Regions from separate parts of the Homo sapiens genome. Here region 1 is linked to region 2. Evidence: chromatin contacts called from ENCODE Hi-C or POLR2A ChIA-PET data. All regions are on one chromosome and are shown on one strand. The core of a region is the stretch at or near the end of the contact, and the rest is flanking DNA. Distances in the headings are between cores, read along the strand shown. Region 1 has its middle 120 kb from the start of TM2D1. Region 2 holds the start of TM2D1 (TM2 domain containing 1).

What was found. Hi-C counts contacts between places; a loop is a spot of excess contacts on that map. ChIA-PET counts read pairs that join two places held with the same protein, here RNA polymerase II (POLR2A). Pooled maps may share reads with other maps.
Region 1: a map of ascending aorta shows a loop between it and region 2 (1.9-fold over the local background). The contact joins the enhancer-like site here to the promoter of TM2D1 in region 2. A Hi-C loop is called at or near these places in 1 of 168 maps with a recorded cell type or tissue (ascending aorta) and 2 of 50 pooled maps. POLR2A ChIA-PET finds 5 or more read pairs at or near these places in 2 of 52 experiments (HepG2 and activated T-cell).

The regions. Positions count from the first base shown.
Region 1 is chr1:61,605,088-61,608,939 of GRCh38, forward strand. No RefSeq gene overlaps it. Among named protein-coding and RNA genes, the nearest start is that of TM2D1, 120 kb to the right of the region's middle. RefSeq lists an enhancer at 1,054-2,253. Within about 2 kb of position 1,509, at least 15 of the 41 ENCODE cell types and tissues checked have a DNase peak (open chromatin) inside an H3K27ac peak, as active enhancers do; they include ascending aorta, where a contact is called at or near this core.
Region 2 is chr1:61,723,891-61,727,814 of GRCh38, forward strand. It overlaps TM2D1 (TM2 domain containing 1), which reads right to left and starts at 1,251. Exons shown (of 7, transcript NM_032027.3): 1 at 1,067-1,251. The coding sequence starts at 1,230. RefSeq lists enhancers at 553-1,240, 697-1,896, 933-1,592, 1,241-1,926.

The sequences.
Region 1 (3,852 bases), core at 259-2,758, 120 kb before region 2:
TTGAGTTTCCCAAACTTAGGATCATTGTTATTTTCAGGAAATATTGGAGAACACAATTGCTTATCTCGTTAGCTCCTTCCTCTAAGTTGGTCAACCTTGTGCTTTGGAATCAGACAACCCTGGATTCAAATCCTGACTTCTTGACTTGTTCACTTTCTAACCTATAGTATTACTTTGCTTTTCTGACTTCAGAGAATAATAATAATAGTACATAAGACACTGAGTCATTATGAGATAATACATAGAGTACCGAATACACAAAAAGGACTCCATTGATATTTGTAGTTCATGTTCTTGTTATATTATTATTATTATTATTATTATTAGTAGTAGTAGTAGTAGTAGTAGTAGTATTTTTCCCTCTCTTCTGGAACTTTCCACATTCTACTTTTTTCTAGTTGTTCATGTTATTTTCTTATTCTGTCATTTGGTTACAGAGGTCACAACTCTTTTAGCACTGAACCCAGGTGATATATGGTTAATACTCAATAAATAATTGCTGAATAAATAAATAAAAGTATTTCTACCTCTTTTTGGAACTGAGTAGAGAACAAGTTAACAATAAACAAAGTCTCCCGAAAGCTTCCCATGACACTTGGAATAAAATATAAATGCCTTGTCATGCTAAACGGGAGCCTACAGGCTTTGGTCTCTGCTTACCTTTCTAATCTCAAACACCACCACTTCCCCTTCCACACTGGCATCAGCCACTGGCTTTGCCTGTCTAGGGAATGCCTTTCCTCTAGAACTATGTATGGCTCACTCCTTCCAGTCTTTCTGCTCAGGTATCTTCTCCTCCAAGAAGTCTTCTCTAATCACCTTACCTATTCATTTTCTATATCCTTATCTTAATATAGTGCCTTATTTTTCCTTAAAGTGTTATTGCTGTTGGAAATTAAATTATAGATTTTTGAATTTACAAGTTGATTGTATATCTCCCCCACTTATAACATACAAATTGCTGAGGGCAAGAGACTTGTCTGTCCTTGTTCAGCCCTGAGTCATCATGCCATTGAATGAATCAGACAAATGAAGAATCTATTTTTATTTTCCTGAGAAAATATAGGTGTAAGAACTATCCAAATAGTTTCCAAAGTACAGTAGCCTCTAAAATATAAGAACGTTCCCTAAAATTTCTTGCTTGCGGCAGGCACTTCTGAATTTAATTTCAGAATGACAGGAAAGGGAAAAATAAATTATTCTAGTCACATGGAAAATGAAGAAAAAACCAAAAGGAGGTCTCCCAACCCCCAAATTTTAATAGATTTCCTAAACAGTTTTGCTTTCTCACCATGAGTCTAACCTTTTTGTAACACTTCCTTTGCGATTAATAAGTAGCTGGTTACTCTTGTTCTCCAAGCCAGGAAACATGGATTTTCTTTAGTTTTCACATGATCTGGCCCAAAGCATCGAGCAGGAAACTTGGATGTTTCACTTGGCATATTTCACTGACTGAGAACCAAAGAACTGCAAACAAGAGAGATGTCTCCATTTGCCTAGGACGTCTTCGTGGTAGAGGAAAGGCGAGAATCATGTATACCAAGATACTGTCCAGGAAATAACAACTGTGATTAACTCCCACTGGAATGGAAGAAAGGAGGGGAACTGGTAGATTTTCTTCTACTTCTAAAAATGTGAGCCATCAGAGCCTGGGTGTGCCATGTACAAGTTGTTGCATGGTGTGGGGCTTTGCTGTGGTTGTTTGGAGCGTTTTGTCCCGGAAGTCTCTCCAAAGAGCCTTGCCGGCTGTTCCTGGCAACGTCGGGCCTGGCTTACTCAGATTAGTGTTTTAGGAGAGGTGCTTTGGGGTAACAGAACTGGCTTCATTTCCACCATGACCACATCGGCCCTGTTTTCTGCTGTGCAAAAACAAAATTCTAAAAAATGTTACCATACCAAATTGTAGGCTGCTTTTGTTTTATAAACAATTTTTTTAGTCTGTGGAAACTGTAATAAAGACTAATGACATATCCAGTTGTTTTCCAGAGCGCCAACTCAACTTGGGGGACTTTTTCTCTCAGCATGAGGTCCTGTCTTTCTTTCCTAGCAGATATTCCTGAAATTCATCTCCATGCGGTCAAGTACGTAGCAGTGGGGTGAAGTACTTGGCACCCCACCGTGGAACCATGAGCTTCTTTCTGCCTCTGAAAGAGGAGGTTTTGGAACCACCAATAGAGCACCAGTGGGCACCAGCTAGAGTCAAGGAAGTGTTCTTGGAGCGGATCTCAGTTCTGCCAGGCAAGGAAGAGGCTCCCTTGTAAAGGGTGTGATGCATTTGGGGCTCACATAGCCCACGGGCAGTGAGAATATTTCACGAAGGCTTTGTTATTCCCAGATGCCTAGACAATTCCCTGAAGTTCATTGCTTTCAAATGCCTCGCTGCTCTGAGTACGATTTCATATGAGGGAAGCAAGATGAAAGCTTACAACAGGATGTCACTGATTTTTCAAACACAAAGCAGGCCAAGGTGATAATACTAATGGAACAAATGTGCTCTAGGAGAAAATCTAGTAGATTCTTATCATTTACACACATGAAAAATCACAAAATCGAGGTGAGCGCCAGAAGCCTTTCCCTTGTAACCAAGAAAACTTGGGCTAGCTGCTCTAATCGCCTGAGGACAGATCCCATTTACAACTGATTCCATCTACAGCTGAGGGAATCCGTGCAGTGTTTTCACTCCCAGATTGCATGAAGCCATGGTTAAGAATCAGACTGCCATCCCATGATTGTGCCTTAAATTTCACGTCTATAAAAACAGAAAAATAATAAACTTATCTAAAAGTGTTGTTATAAAAATTAAATAAACTAATCTACAAATGTGCTTGGCATAGAGTCTAGTATATAGTGAGTGCTCGATAAATATTACTTACAAAATAAAATTATTATTACAGTTATAATTTATGGCATTATTATTATAATTTTCACTGTCTTTTGAATTGAGATTGTCTTGTAGCCTGTATATTAAGAGGTAAAATACAAAATCACTGTTCTTCAAGGCAAATTTATTGGAAAAATACTACAGGTGATGCTACAGATTTCTTTAAGTATATTCTTAACATTCTCTTCTACTAATAGTCTATAAGTCCCCTTTTAATATCTTCTTTACTATTCTTTCTTCAGTGCCTGATGCATGAGACTCCTCAAAAAAAATTGCTAATTTTTTTTAGCAAATAAGTGTTCTTTATTCATACAGAAAAAATTCATTCATACTTTCAACCTAAGAAAGCTGATTGAAAACAACAGTAATAACTACTGCCTGAGTAACCTCTACTGTTCTTCCATCTAACACTTTTTCAGCAAAGAAATTTCCCTGGTGAGTATAAAAGTTCTAAGATTGATGTCATTGTGAGCAAGTGAGCTCTCCATCCTTGCATTTCACTCTTCCTGGTGGTCTCTGTTAAAGAGATCTCGCTCTTAAGAACAGAACCTACAAGACTGGCTAGAACATCTCCTTAGATACATCATTTGAAACACTGACTCATTATTTTAATAGCATCTTTCTTAAATTAGGGTCAGAATTCTTTTCCCAGCATCATCCTTTCTATCTATTTTAAGACAGAGCCATCACTGTCTCATGTCCCCACTAATTGGATAAGTGGGTCTTTCTGACCTTGCAACAACTAAGTAGAAAGCATACTTAGTGACTGTAAAATTGACAGGCTTCTCTTTTTCTAAGTGGCAGGTATAATCTAGGACTTTTTGAACAGCACTTTGAGTTCCTACACTTTTCTATAAAGGGGTTTATATGTGAGTTGGCAGAAGATGGGGAGTTAACAATGCAGGGATCTACCACGTTCATTTCAAGCCATGTGCAAGGGGTTTCCATTGCACCACATGGAGAGAGTAACA
Region 2 (3,924 bases), core at 1-2,500:
GAGGCTGCTAGTTTGTCCAAGTCAATAAGCATATGTACAAATATACTTTTAGTATTGCTAAGTAATACTTGAGGCAGGAGGATCACTGGAGCCCAGGAGTTTGGGAAGAACAGCCTGGGCAACATAACGAGAAGTCTGTCTCTACAAATAATATAATAATACATAAACATTACAATAAACCTTTAAATTTGCCCCATAATTATCCACGTTTTTACTCATGAGAAAACAGAGTTCAAATAGGTCACCCAAGGTTGCAAAGTGCAACAGAAATTTATCCACTGAGTCCCCACGCGGTGGTTCATGGTGAGGGGGATGCGGATCGCTTGAGACCAGGAGTTCAAGACCAGCCTGGCCAACATGGCGTAAACCCCGTCTCTACTAAAAATACAAAAATTACCCGGGTGTGGTGGCGCATGCCTGTAGTCCCAGCTACTCAGGAGGCTGAGGCAGGAGAATTGACTGAACCCGGGAGGCGGAGGCTGCAGTGAGCTGAGATCGTGCCACTGTACTCCAGCCAGGGCGACAGAGTAAGACCCTGTCTCAAAAAAAGAAAACAGAAAGAAATTTGTCTGGCAGTCTACCATCTCATGAAGTTTGAAGATGACATGAGGTAATATGCATAATATACATAAAGTTAATGATAAATGGGCAACACATTGGCTAGATCGTTATTACTTGTCTTCCCCCTAGGAAGAGTTGGCAAACATTTCCAGGGTAAGAGACTATCCATCTTTGTATTACTAGTGTCTAGAACGGGGCCTGGCATACTTCAGGATCTACATGTTTTACTGAACAAGTAAGCACACTGATAAAAAAGAAAAAAAAAGTGGATCAGAAGAGGAAGCGCCAATGACTAGTAAAATCATAAGGAAATCACAAAGGGTGGCCTCTGGCCCTCCCATCTCCACAACTCTGTTCACCTTCAGGGATCCTTCAGTCATTAGAAGCCACAGATCAGATTATCGTTTTCACTCAGTACAGCCCTAGCCAGTCCTGACGGCAGCGACCCACCTGCGACCCCAACTCTACCTCGCCTCCATGGGGGGGTGTTCTCCACAGAGGATATTGTCCCACTTTGAGGTCCTCGCACTTAAGCGACTCCTCGCCCCCGGCGGAGGTGGCAACAGCCCCCCAGGGTCCTGTAGTGACTGAGACGAACCACAGGACACCAACGAGTCTGGCCGTCACGGCCTCCGGAGCAGACGGACCAGACGGCCAGGCGGCCGCCATCTTGGAGACCGACACTTTCTCGCCACTTCCGCTTCCGCCTCCGCCCAGGAGCGGGAGGGAGAAGGGCAACAGGGCGAGGTTCTTAAAGGGACCTCGCATAGGATAGAGGCCAGTTCCGTCTCTTCGCGTGTTCTTCTGCCCGTGAGCCCGTGGAATCACATTGGGAGACCCTTTTAAAATATGCATGTACCCAGTCCCTCGAGGCGAATTTTCCCCCACGAACCCTTGGAAGGAGCTAAGGTTAATCTTTGAGTGCTGGAGGAAGGAAACGAGTGGTTTAGGCAATCAGGTGCTTCACCCGCTTCTCATTCCCGCGCCCTTAGCTGAGGCTTCTCGGTCCTCTGAAAGTGCCAGCGGCGTCAGAGGTTGGAATCAATGCTTTCCTGACATCATCGCAGTTAGCCCTGATAGGTTTTGGGTTTACAGATAAGGAACAAGGCTCAAAGACGCTGAAACACACTGACCTTAATCACTAAGTGACTCAGTCGGAATGAAATTGATGTTTGCCAGATTTCAGATCTATGCTCTTACTAATTGACATAATGTCCTCCTGTAACTTTAGAGAAGGATTTTGGAAGGCTGCCACGAACAGAACTTAAAAACTGTGAGAGACATTACGCCTTTTAAAAAAAAAAAGTGACAATTTAGGTGGGGGATAATTTGGGGGGTGGAAACTGTAACAAGAGGAAACCAAATAGTTTATGATTAAGTGAAAAGTTGAAGATTTTTTTTCCTCCATCTGTTGTTTTTAAATTTCTATATGTTCTAAAAGTTCTGTGGTGGGGAACTTTAACAGTGAGGAAAAAATGTTTTCGTAAAGTTAAGTTTAATCTTTTTTTTGTCTAACAATATAAAAATTTGAACTTGAGTGGTGCTTCTTCATCCATACTTTAGCACTAACTTTGGTGGTTCTCAAACTTTGAATAGCATCTGAATCACCTGTAGTAGTTATTAAAACAGAATGATAGAACCGGCACTCAGAGTTTCTGATACAAAAGATGTAGGGAGGGACTGGATAATTTCCATTTCTAGGAGATCCCAAGGGATGTGGGTGTTGCTAGTCCAGGGACCCCCACTTTGAGAACACTGGTATAATGTTTTACGAGAAGTAAATTTTTTTTTTTAAGATGGAATCTCTCTCTGCCACCCAGGCTGGAGTACAGTGGCAGAATCTCAGCTCACTGCAACCTCTGCCTTCTGGTTCAAGTGATTCGCCTGCCTCAACCTCCTGAGTAGCTGGGACTGCACGCGTGCGCCACCACGCTCAGCTAATTTTTGTATTTTTAGTAAAGACAGGGTTTCACCATTTTGGCCAGGCTGGTCTCGAACTCCTGGCCTAAGTGATCTGCCCGCCTCTGCCTCCTAAAGTGCTGGGATTTCAGGTGTGAGGCCACACTGTGCCTGGCCTCATTTTGGAATATATATTCTGGAAGACATACAACTATTTGAAGTAATATTTAAACATAAACTACGTTTTTAAATTTTCTTTTTTTGAGGTGGAGTTTCACTGTTGTTGCCCAGGCTGGACTGCAATGGCATGATCTCGGCTCACTGCAACCTCCGCCTCCCAGGTTCAAGCTATTCTCCTGTCTCAGCATCCGGAAAGGCTGGGATTACGGCGCCCACTACCAGCCCAGCTAATTTTTGTATTTTTAGTAGAGACGAGGTTTCACCATGTTGAGCAGGCTGGTCTCGAACTCATGACTTAAGGTGATCCACCCGCCTCTGCCTCCCAAAGTGCTGGGATTACAGGCGCGAGCCACGGCGCCTGGCCCTAAAATTTTCATAATAAAACAACTTTGTAGCATTACTATGCTTTATTCATTCATTCATTTAGAGACAGAAATGGAGTTGAGACGGGAGTTTTGCTCTTGTTGCCCAGGCTGGAGTGCAATGGCACGATTCTCGCTTACTGCAAACTCCACTTCCCAGGTTCAAGCTATTCTCCTACCTCAGCCTCCTGAGTAGCTGGAATTACAGCCATGAGTCACCACGCCTGGCTAATTTTGTATTTTTAGTAGAGACGGGGTTTCTCCATGTTGATCAGGCTAGTCTCCAACTTCCGACCTCAGGTGATCCACCCGTCTGAGCCTCCCAAAGGTCTGGGATTACAGGCATGAACCACCACGCCCCGCTGCTATTTTTTGAGATGGAGTCTCGCTCTGTCATCCAGGCTGGAGTGCAGTGGCACGATCTTGGCTCACTGCAACCTCTGCCTCCCGGGGTCAAGCAATTCTCCTGCCTCAGCCTCCTGAGTAGCTGGGATTACAGGCGCACGCCACCACGCGCAGCTAATTTTTGTATTTTTTAGTAGAGACAGGATTTCACCATGTTGGTCAGGCTAGTCTCGAACTCCTGACCTCGTGATCCGCCCGCCTTGGCTTCCCAAAGTGCTGGAATACAGGCGTGAGCCACCGCGCCCCGCCGCTATTTTTAATTTAAGACATTTATACATAATATTTATGCTTTAAATCAGGTTTAAATGATTTAAGTGAAAAATTTAGTAGTTCAGTTATAAACTTCCTATTCTAAATGGACTTCTTCCTTCTCTCTTTTTTCTTCCTTCGTTTTTCCTTTCTTTCCTTTTTTTCCGTCCTCCCTCTCCCTCCAAAAAGGAAAAAAAAATTGTTTTTAATTGAGCATTTACTATGTACTCAGCATGAAGCTAGACCCTAGACTCAAAAATTTAGACAA